2 separate regions of the Homo sapiens genome follow, and region 2 is linked to region 1. The links are chromatin contacts, found by Hi-C or POLR2A ChIA-PET in ENCODE. All regions are on one chromosome and are shown on one strand. Each heading gives the region's core, a stretch centred on a gene start or an enhancer-like site at or near the end of the contact. The rest is flanking DNA. Distances are from core to core; before and after follow the strand shown. Region 1 has its middle 210 kb from the start of DMRTA1. Region 2 overlaps MTAP (methylthioadenosine phosphorylase).

Region 1 (5,856 bases), core at 965-3,464:
CTCCTCCATTCATACAAGAGCACTCCAATTTTTAAAAGTTTCAGCCTTTCTACTCTTAAACATTTCAGCCTTTCTCTCTTAAAAATTGGTCTCTATGGCAGCAGAATAAGGGGAACCAGCAGTGGCAAGTTAGTCTTGCAGAAGAGAAGGAGTTCAGACTTCAGACTTGACCATTCTTTGTCAAACCTTGAAGCTCTGCCCACTAGCTCTGTGCTAATGGATGCTTTGGGAAGACTTCATTCCATGGGAAATGGAGTTTACTGGAACAGAATATGGATAATCTTCTAAAAGAAAGAAAGAGACAAAAGCAGGGATGATCACAGAGTGTTTCCTGTCTCTATACACTGAGACATATTGGGAATTTCAGTTTCTGAAGATCCAAGAAATAATAAAAGGCCTAATTTCCCATCTTAATTTCAGGTTCAGTTTTTTCCTAATTCCCAGGTCTCTCAGGCTCTCAGGCATGCACAGGGCCTCGTTCAAGTTATGTCAGAAGAAATCGCTATTCACTTCAAAGAAAGTTCAAACTTCTCTAAGCATTAGTTTTTCTGATCGTAGATATAAATAATTGTCTACACCTTTTACAGCTGTTTAGAGTTTTAGAACTAATGCTTATAGATCCTCTTAGCACAGGTTCAGTGATATTCTAAGTGCTCCCTTAATGTTAGTTTTTACCTTGGAAGGGAAAGTTGGATAGGTGGTTACTTGTTTGTATGTATGGTTTACTTCTATGTCCAGGCTTCCATGTATACATTCAGAAAATACTTCCTTGATTCTTTTTCGCTATTTGTTTTTTACACAAAAACGAAGAGGCACGCTGTTATATGATTATTACTATGGGTTTAGTTAACACACTTTGAATTAGATGTTGTGGACCCCACATTTCTTTTTTTTTAGTGACTTGCACTCAGAGAGTTTGGTTAGAAAGTCACTTTGGTCTTGAGGGAGATAAACAACACATCCCCAAAGGGCAACCTGGAGTTGCCCTTTGATGTGATAGTTGCCCTTTGATGTGATAGTTAACCACATCAGTTAGTGAAGTGAGTGAGGGGAGGGGTAGTTTGATGAGCTAGCTCCCGCAAGGAGACAAGGTATCCCCCCACATTAACCTCATGCTTTGTGTCCCAAATCAGGACAACTTTGACTCATTTCAGTCTTTATTCCTAGGCAGAAGCAAGTCTTAGTCCATGCCAGTTTATCCCTTGATCTGAAAATAGTCTCTGGCTGTCAGACACAACTATGTCTGAAATTAAGATTAAGCCCTATGAGTCTTCAGTGAACAAAATGGAAATAAATGCTGAAAATCCCCCTACCTATCTTGAAAGCATACCCTGGAGTGAGAGGTTGTTTTCTCAATTAAAATTTATCTTTTCAGGTGTTTTGTAGAAGTCTAAAGACTCAGTCAGTGGGCATGAGTCATCTGGCTGTGGTAAGATTAGAAATTCCTAACACATGATATAGGAGGCCAGTGCTCCAGGAGGCAGAGAAAATGAAGGAAAACAGCTTTCTACAGCTCTTACCCCCACAACCCCCATCTCTCTGTAACTTAATTTTTCTTCTCAAGTTTCGAACAAGTACAGATAGAACAACTTGTTTTCTAATCTTTTTCTCTTTTTCTCATTCCTCTTCTTTCTTTATTCTTCTTTTCCCCCCTCTTTTTGTTTCCTTTTCCTGACTCTTGAAAACCATGGCAAGTGCTTATTATTTCAGTTGAATATGTTAAAAATTGTTATCAAGAAGTTGATTTTTTGTGTATAAAAATGGTGAACTAAGATACTGTTAAAAGAGTGGAATAAATGAAGAGGAGAGACAGAAGAACCAAAGATGGGAAAAGGACTGGAAAAGAAAAAGAGACTAAAAGGAAGGTAAGGGGCGAGGAGGAAATGGGCCTCTGAGCCTGTAGAGACCAATGGGGACTACGGAAGTCTGAGTTTATTTAAAAGACTAACTGGGGAACATACTTTGCTAAGTTGTGCTTTTTCACTAGCTAATATCATAACTAAAAAACCAAAGGTATTGCAGCTTCTATTTCAGGAAATCGCAATCCAACTATTCAATTTTTTTTTCAGCTGTTTTGATGTTAAAAGATAGGCCAGAGCACAGGTTTTGTGCATTTGAAATTGCTAAGTAGCTGGCCCCACGGGTTATTCACTCACAGTGCTCTTCAGGTGACTGGTCAGTGTTGGTGAGGATAATGTTTCCATTGCTCCTTCAGTCTCTTTGGCCTGCTTTCCTGAAGGAGAGTAATACAAATCCTAATTAAAATGAAAATGAGAAGTTACTAAAATGCCCTTTCCTTTACAGAACTCTATTTCATTTACAGAGGTCGGATGTTCGTGTTTAACTACCAAATCCCTCTATCTCACTTAGAGCTCAGGAGTCAAATAATCTAGACAAATAAGTCAATGTAGTTCCTAAAAGTGCCGAAGTACTTTTCTGCCATAATTTTTTTTTTTTTTTTTTTTTTACTTTGAGGACATCTAGCGGCGGTTTAGTGGCTGTGTTCTTCAAAGGCAAACTGGAAGAAACTTCAGGACATAGTAGCAATGGCAGAACCTATTTTTCTGAACACCTTCACACTTACAGTGATTTATCTTAAGCCTGAAGACAAAACTGCTGTGGTCCTGGAGGATAAACAGGCTCATTCCAGAATCTGCAGCTAAATCCTCACTTCCTTCTTTCACTGTTATCAGACAAAATTCCCTTGGCCTAATTGTTTTATGGGTAGTTTTTAATGAGCTCGTTGTTTATTGACACAAATAGATCTCCTTTTAAAGACTACAGAATGGCCACAATCATGTCATTTCATCAACTAATTAACAGATATTGATAGCCTGCTTTGGGTGGATATTTTGAGGGTCATACTAAGATAAGACAAAGGTTTACGTGAAAGGGAACTTTTGACCTCTTTATTCTGTTTGGGCTTGAATTTTATTGGGTAGCATCTTCATCGGTGGAAAGAGGGCAGGTCTTTTTCAAATGCTGGTGGTGAAAGACTTCAGTTCTGTCCTCAGAGACGAGGGCCTAATAATCTGAGTTTTCCTTTCCTCATTTGTAAATGAAGGTGATTATACTTAGTTCATAAGGTGGTTGTGATGATGATATGAAACCTGAAGACAACTCACATAGTGTCTAGTATCTGGAAGACACTAAAAAATTTTTAAAACCCCTTGTCTACTCCCCTCACTTCACCCCATGCCTTCGACATGGCCCTTGCTGTAGTGGTCTTCTGGGCAAAAGTGTTCACTGCCTCACCCAGAGCCCTGCAAATGCCACTCTGATCCATCTTCATCTGAGTCTTTGGAGCAAACCACATCTCACAGCTTTGTAATTCTGATCTACTGACTTGCCCTGGATCTTTCATACAAACCTGTTCTATAAGATCAAGGTAAATCACACAAAATAACTTGTTAGGCAGAGTTTCTGATAGTTATGATAAGCAGCATCAAAACTGGCTATTTTAGCAGTAAATTCCCTGATAATCATGGGTTCAAGAAGTGACATGTTCAGCTTGTTGACATGGGAGCTGTTGATATCTATATTTTTCATTTAATGTAAATTTAGACAAGGTGATTTCTAAGATCCTCACTGCATGTAACAAAGTTCAAACATTTTAATTCAGTCTCAAAGAGCCACTCTAGTCTACTCACTTCTTTAGATTTATCTTAGGTCACTGTTGCCTTGCTCATTATATTCCTACCCATTCATTTAAAAAACTCTTTTTGAACTCACTGAGCTCTTTGCTACCTTTTGACACTAGACATAAGTTTTCTTCTTTTTGGACTCCATGTTTTATTCTTCATCTGGCTAATTCCTTCCTATTCATCCTTTGGCATCAGCATAAATATTGCTTTATCAGAGAGATTATTTCTGACCCTAATCTAAATTTGGTCTCTTCCTTTATTCTCTCTCCTTATACTCCTCCTTCCTATTATAATTTCTAAACATGTGTTTGTGATTTTATTTGTTCATTTATTGTCTGTGTCCTCACTAGAAATGTATACTCAATGAGAATAGGGACATATCTGCATTATTTCCAATGTCTAGCAAGGTGCCTGGTTCATGCAGGGCATTCAGTATCAAATGGCTGAAACTCAACCCTTCTAATAAAAAAGTCAATGGCCCTATGACTCATTTCTACACTTTAACACACTCCACATTTCCCTTGACAAAACTTTTGTTTTGCTTAGTAGCCCTCTGGGGAATCCCCTTGCCTCAGATTATTTTTGGTTACTGACGGTTTCAATTCAGCAAATCTTGATTTATAAGAAAGATTTCTTAAAATAATCTTCATTTTTCTCCATTCAAAAAATTATTTTTCTTCTTAAACAGGCAATTCAGTGTAGGTTTTTAACATATCTTTTGTGCAAACTTATAATAGTTCAAATCCCATTGGTACAAATTCCCTCACAACAGATATCTTTGCACAATGAAAAGATTTTTTCAAGCCCTCAGTTTGTGGGCTGAGAACGACTAAAAAGTTGAAGTCTGTTCTCTAGATTCTTGTCAGTGAATAATGTGCAGTTCCATAGACCTTATTCTTGACATGTGACTAAGCCTTACCTACTAGTGAACTATTAAGGAAGGTATTAAGGAGTGCTAAAATGTGGTATTCGTAAGCACCAGAGTATTAATCAAGCTTCATGAGGATTTGAATTTCTCCTTCTTTTACCGTATTAGGCTGGCACAATGTCTTGGCAATTGTAAAACTCCCAGGTAATTGAAATTTCCAGGACTACCTATTTGATAATCATTATAGCATGGTTTTAAAATTGGTTTTGTATATGTGATTAATATTGCTTTTTCAAAATTGGAATTGCTGTTCATTTAGCTTGATTCTTTTCAATTTAACTGGTGAATTGTTTGGTTAACCTTTCCCAGATCCTTCCAGTCAGAAGTAATTTCTCTTATTTCTGAACTCTTATAGTTCTTTGTAATACCATTTTAGTAGCCTTTATCAAAACCTGTCTTTCAGATATTTGGCTATGTCATTCAGCTCCCATTTTTGGACCTCTTCTGCTTTCTGGATTGTCTTTCTCCATTAAAAAAACAATCTAGTTAATTCCTAACTGCTTTACTCTGCAAACCTCTAATTCTCACTTATCCTTTAAGGTTTAGCTTAGGCAACCCACTGGTTGCCTAAGTCTCTCCCACTTCCTCATCCTCATCTTCATTGCACACTTATATTACTCTGTGTATGACTCTGTTGTAACACTTACCATGCTAAACTGTCAATTTATTTCTCCCCACCAGACCATGCTTCTCAAAGTAGCCCACATTTTATTAGCACTCAGTATCATTGCCTTAACACAATACATGTTTAATAAAATTAATATGTTTTATTTCCTCAAGTAGACATGAAGGTCCTTAAGTTTAGAGATTATGTTTTATTCAGTCTTATATTTCATTGTCTACTATAATGTCTTGTATAGTACATGCTTTCAAAACTTTTGTGTAACTCTAAGGGAAAACCCCTACACTCTCCTCTTGTCTCTAAGAAAATGGGGCTATAAATATATCTCTAACTCAAGTTGGTGGGCATCTGCAGATTGCATTTCTATTTAAGAAACTCTAGGTATAGAAGTATCAGTGAGCCCATTTGCCAGGTATCTTCAGAGAATGTTTCTTTTGTAAATTTTAAATCAAAATAGTGACTTGGGCTGTCTCAACAGAAGTGAGAAATGAGAAAATGCAGGTGGTGCACTAGATGAATCTAATTAGATTTAGAATGAGAAACTAGTTTTGAAAGCCCCTGTAGTCATTGCCTGTCTAGTATTTCTTCTATTGTGTGTAGTAGTATCCACAAAACAAAGATATCTTGATGTGTGTTTGGTTGATGTAAGAAAGTATCCTCAC
Region 2 (5,678 bases), core at 860-3,359, 380 kb before region 1:
TCCCCAAAAACTATTGAAATGAAAAAAAAAAAAAAGCCTGGTAATAATGGTTTCCCTTGGGAAGGGACAGTGGTTTTCCTTGTACTATTTAAGTTTTGTACCATGTACAAATACGTGTTCCAAAAGCAGTGTTACTTCTATTCATTTTAGGAGTTAATATGAAAGTCCTGACATTAAATCTGTTTAGGCTGGTGATCTAATATTGCTAGTTCCTTGGTGAGGGTTGTGGTACTTTCACTACCACATCCGTCTGTTTAGTAGTTCAGTGATTACACGAGGTAAGAAAATGAAATCATCTTAAACTCAGACCTGGACCTTGACCCTGTATTTGATATTTTTTGCTGCCTTAAGATAGTGTTAGCTGTTCTTGAAGGAATGCAAAATGCTGGTTCAGGTGGCTGACATATATTCATAGCCTCCATTTCTTCCTCCTCCTCATAAGCATGGTACCTATCTCCCAAAGTGCCAGAGTGACAGTGAGGACTTGTCAAGAGCCATTCATCTCTAGAAGCACTGTGAACTTTAGCCAAGCATATGGTTCAGTTATTCAGGATCTTTAAAGACATTATTGAACCAGCGGGAGTGGGCTTGTTATGTCTTAACTTTAGGGGGGAAAAGGGGGTGGGGTAGAGATTTAGGCTTTTGCATTTATAACATATACTTTTTAGGGAAAAGTGTTAATTAAGCATAATTTTATTTTCAGCATTTATAAGATAAACATGATGTAGCATCAACTGTTCATTGTCCATAGCTTGCTAAATTTTGAGTTGCCAAGACTCTTGTGAAAATTCTGTTTCCCATTGCAGTGGCATAGTGTAAGTTATTTTTTAAGGAAATAGGTTAATTTGTTTATGTGATGAACACATGTGCAGGTGAGACTTTGCCCAGATTGGAGACTTTGACTTTGAGTCACTCCACTTTATTTATATAGTATCCCAGGAAGGTTAGCCAAATATGTGTAGAAGCTGCCAGTATTAATGATTGTTAGAAGACCAGCTTAGTGCATACAGTGTTTACAGCGCACCTGGCATGCTTCTATGCTTGTATATACCTTAGTTCATTTAATCTTCCTCATACAATTGAATTATGCGATATCATTATTCTCAATTTACACTTGAGAAAACTAAGGCATACAGAGATGATTTTTCAACAGTGCTTCAGTAAGTTAACAGTTAAGTTGAAAAGACTTTTTTTTAATTAAAAGGGAATATTGAATAAGCTAAGAAAAAATGAAGGTAATTAATAACTTGAAGATTAGATGTGCAGTATTAAATAAAACACTGGAGAAAAGGATCGAACTTTTCAATGATGTTTCTAAAAATCCATGCCTAGCCTTGCCACTAAAGGAATTCCAAGATGTTTATCCCTGTGAACAGAAAAACAATCAGCACAACTCTGTGGAAAGGCAATAGGCAAAAGAGAAATCACTTTCTAACCAGCAAAAGCTTTTACAGAAGTCTTCAGATTCTGTATTTTTAAAAGTAATGAGAATTAACTTTTCAGAAGCCTGGAAATAGAACTCAACACACCTGTTTGAGAAGATAAGCGACGAGAGGCACCTTAGCTTAGCCTGCGAGGTTAAAAGTTAAGACTCCAGTCTGTATTCTCAAACCAGCTTAGTCTCTTAAAGTTGTTAAGAAGCAAATGAGATTAAAGCATATAAACAAATGCCTGGCGAGTAGAAAGAGCTCAGTGCTTGCTTGTGTAGCTATTAGTTTCTACATGCAAAGGGCTGGGGAAACAGGATTATGTGAATGAGAAAGGGTCCAGGAAACACCCTTCTGTGGTCCTCTAGGTTTTTTCTGAGAGCCTGGCAGATAGTAGGCATTTATTATAGTGACAAATCATCTTTAAGAAATCAACTTGGTAAACATTGGGGGGAAGTGCAGCCTTAAGTTGTGCATGTGCTAGTATGTTTTGAAGTTTCTGGTTTTTCTTTTCTAGGTTCTTATAGAGACTGCTAAGAAGCTAGGACTCCGGTGCCACTCAAAGGGGACAATGGTCACAATCGAGGGACCTCGTTTTAGCTCCCGGGCAGAAAGCTTCATGTTCCGCACCTGGGGGGCGGATGTTATCAACATGACCACAGTTCCAGAGGTGGTTCTTGCTAAGGAGGCTGGAATTTGTTACGCAAGTATCGCCATGGCGACAGATTATGACTGCTGGAAGGAGCACGAGGAAGCAGTAGGTGGAATTCTTTTCTAAGCACATATAGCATGGGTTTCTGGGTGCCAATAGGGTGTCTTAACTGTTTGTTTCTATTACGTTAGTTTCAGAAAGTGCCTTTCTACAAGGTTTTGAAGTTGTTAATATTTTCTGTAGTTCCATTGGAAGGTAAGAACAAAGATCAAAGGAAAGAAAGAGACACTTTTACCCAAGGATCAGTAGTGAAAATAGTACATTGTAGGCAGGTAGATGTGTTGAGAATCATACTAAGACTTGGGCCTTATTTTCAGGATAAAGGTGTATTTTGATTGCCAATTTCTGCTGCTATGCTACTGTTTTTTGTTTTCAAGAAGGAAAAAAATCTATTAACCCTTTCCTCATGAGAGGGCTGTATGTTCACATCCATCTATTTAACGTACCGTGGCTGGATACTCTGTTCAGCATAGAAATGTGACAACAAACAGAGAAGTCCTTAAGGAGCCGACATTCTGTCGGATGGAGATAGAAGTTAAGCAAACCAATATAAGAAAGCTAACGGTTATAAAGAAATAGAATGGTGAGGTACAAGGGTACACTAGGTCAACTGAATAGAGTTGACCAGACCAAATATTTGAAGTATGAGAAGCCTTCCTGTTTTAAGTGTGATGGGCAAGAAGGGCATGATTGAGTAGAGTGGAAAGGAGGGAGACTGGGGAGAAGGGAGAGAGAGGAGGGATGCAATACAGTAGGGCCAGGCCATACAGACCATGGTAAGGGTTTCAGATGGAAGGACAGTGAGGGGTTCAGGCAGGGAAGGCAGCAGGATCCAGCTGGAATTTGAGGACACTGGAACAATGAGGTCAGCTTCCAAAACAAAACAAAACAAAACTTTAAACATCTGTGTAAGTACAGGGTGGAATATAATGAATTCCAGGTACCCATCACTTAGGTTCCACAATTAGCCATGGCCAATCTTGTGTGATAGGTATGTCCCTACCTATTTCTCCCCTGCCCTCATTGTGAAGTAAATATTTTCCTAAAAGGTCTTTTTAAAATTAAGTTATAACCATGCCATCATTGTACAAAAATAATGATATTAATTTCTTAATATAATCAAATATTCAGACTATTCCTTTTTCCTTCAGTCTCATAATTTTTAACAATTTGATCAAATCAGAATCCCTTACAATCCATATGTTGTATTTTAATGATTACCTCTTGTCTCTTTTAATCTAATTTTCACCTCTTTCTCTTTTTATTCCTTGTGTTACTTGAATAAACTAGATCGTTCGTCCTGTCATTTATCTCATTTTAAGATAAAGGGACGACAAAACTGCAGTCACTTTTGAAGTAAGGAAAACATTTAGGGGTGACTTTCTGAGCACATTTAGGGTAAGTGACATCTCCAAAGAGGCCTAATATTGTACCACCGTTTTAGAGAGTTTGTTTTACTATCTAATGTGTACAGTGTTTTGGGTCATAGATGAACACAGGTTCTTTGTTTTTCATGAATTCCTTATGATGACTCTTCAGTGTAATAAACTGTTTGCTTAGTACTAGGATGCCTTTTATGTAAGAGATTCGCAAATTATTACATTAAGTCACAACATAATATCTTATTTGGCAGCTTTGGTAACCTAAGGAACAACTCAGCCTCGTAATGTCAAGAAGCTGCTTCCAATTAATAGGAAACTCCAGCCCCTGCCACACCCTGAGAGCGGTTTGCTTCCTGCCTGTGGCTTTCTGCTCAGTCTAATAACATATGTCTCCTCCTTTGTAGAACCAGCAGTGATTTCCTTTAGTAGCCAAATGAGGTTGGGGAAATAGTCAGCTGGAGCTACTTTATTGAAAAGCAGAGAAATTAAGCTCTGTAAGTGGAAAGGCTTGAAGACAGTGTTAAATGCTACAAGGAAGGCCCACAGAAAGATGGCATTATTTCAGCCAATCGTGTGTTGCAGCCTGGCATGGCAAAAAGGATTTGGAGTTCTCTAAACCCATCTTCAGATTTGAGTTGCTCCATTTGCTTGTCACATTGGGCGAGTTATTTCACTTGTTTACTCTTCTGTAGAATGAAGCCAGGGCTCTGGGTGAGGAGTGGAGGTTGTTTAGTCATTGTTTAGTCAGTTAGACCTTGAAAGATTACTGGAAGAATTAAACCAAATGAGATATGTAAAAAAGCTAGTATAATGCTGGCTTGTAAGAGGGTGGTCATCAGATGGTGGCTCTGATGGAGTGGGGGGCCTGAGAGGTGGGTAGTATCAGGGAAAAGCATTTAAACTGCACCTTGAAGAGAGGGTTTATTTTGGGAAGGTCAGTAGGAAGGACATTTTGGGTGAAGCCCAACAGCTGGAACAAAGAGAAGGGAGGTCAGTGTCTATACAGAAATAACCAGTCACAGGAAAAATATATAAGGAAATGAGTAAATACAAGGCAAATTTCTTGGATGCTTCATGTCTGCATTCAAAGACTCAGCTTAAAACATATCATTTACATGTGCCTGGCAGATACCCAGCCTGTCACTGCTTTGTGTTCCCATAGTAGTGCAAACTCCCCTCTGCTACAGTGTTCATCATTTTTTCCTATACACATCTTGGTGTTTGTGGGTGGGATCTGGACTATGCTTAAGGAAATAGAAAGATGTAATCCTTGTGTCCCTGAATGCTGGATTTCTTCGAAGCATAGGAAGGCATGTCAAGTACTCTATCTCTGATGGTAATTTTGTGTTCACTTTCTTCAACTTTTTCTTATGAAGCTATTTTAGTCATATACAGAAGTAGCTAATAGCACGAGCTTCCATGAATTCAGCATCTAGCTTCAACCATTATATTAACTTACAACCAATATGATTATTACTCCCATCAATAATTTTATCCATAAACACTTCAGGAGGTATCTAACATGAGCACATTATCATTTTCATTCTCCAATAATAATTCTTTAATATACCCAGCCAGAATTTAAATTTCTGGTTAAATGCCTTAAATTATTCTTTTGGTTGCAAGCTTTTTATGAAGGAACCAGATCATTTGTCCTGTTGAGTTTCCCACAGTCTGAATTGCTGAAATCATCTCCTTGGAGTAGTTTAATAGGCTTCTCTGTCCTCTGTATTGTCTATAAATTGGTAGCTAGATTTAGAAATTTAATCAGATTCAGGTGTCTTAAGGTAGCATTTTATTTTTTCATCAGGAAGCACATAATGAGTGGTTTATTTGGGATTTTGTTTGGTTCGGTTTGTGATGTTAGCAGCCAATCCATTAATTCACTGGGAGCCATAAAAATGGTGGTATTTTAATTCCATAATATTTTTCTTTAGTAGCTGGAATAATTTTCTAAGGAGAAACGTACCTGTTTGGTTTTCCAGTGTAGCAACAGTTTTAACATTGTAATCCCTTCGGCTGTGGACATGAAGAGAACAGCCACATCTTTCTAGACCATATTAACCCATTATACATCTGAGATATTTTCTCCGATACCATATTGAAATCTGTATTAGTCTGTTATCACATTGCTATGGAGAAATACCTAAAACTGGG

Evidence for each region. A loop is a pair of places that touch in the nucleus more often than their neighbours do. ChIA-PET counts read pairs that join two places held with the same protein, here RNA polymerase II (POLR2A). Pooled maps may share reads with other maps.
Region 2: a loop to region 1 is called in a map of PC-9, with 13 times the contacts of the local background. The contact joins two enhancer-like sites. A Hi-C loop is called at or near these places in 1 of 168 maps with a recorded cell type or tissue (PC-9), 1 of 37 single-sample maps with no recorded cell type and 2 of 50 pooled maps. POLR2A ChIA-PET finds 5 or more read pairs at or near these places in 1 of 52 experiments (PC-9).

What each region holds. Positions count from the first base shown.
Region 1 is chr9:22,236,682-22,242,537 of GRCh38, forward strand. No RefSeq gene overlaps it. Among named protein-coding and RNA genes, the nearest start is that of DMRTA1, 210 kb to the right of the region's middle. Within about 2 kb of position 2,215, at least 6 of the 41 ENCODE cell types and tissues checked have a DNase peak (open chromatin) inside an H3K27ac peak, as active enhancers do.
Region 2 is chr9:21,852,687-21,858,364 of GRCh38, forward strand. MTAP (methylthioadenosine phosphorylase) reads left to right here. Exons shown (of 8, transcript NM_002451.4): 6 at 1,945-2,184. Among named protein-coding and RNA genes, the nearest start is that of MTAP, 53 kb to the left of the region's middle. Within about 2 kb of position 2,110, at least 4 of the 41 ENCODE cell types and tissues checked have a DNase peak (open chromatin) inside an H3K27ac peak, as active enhancers do.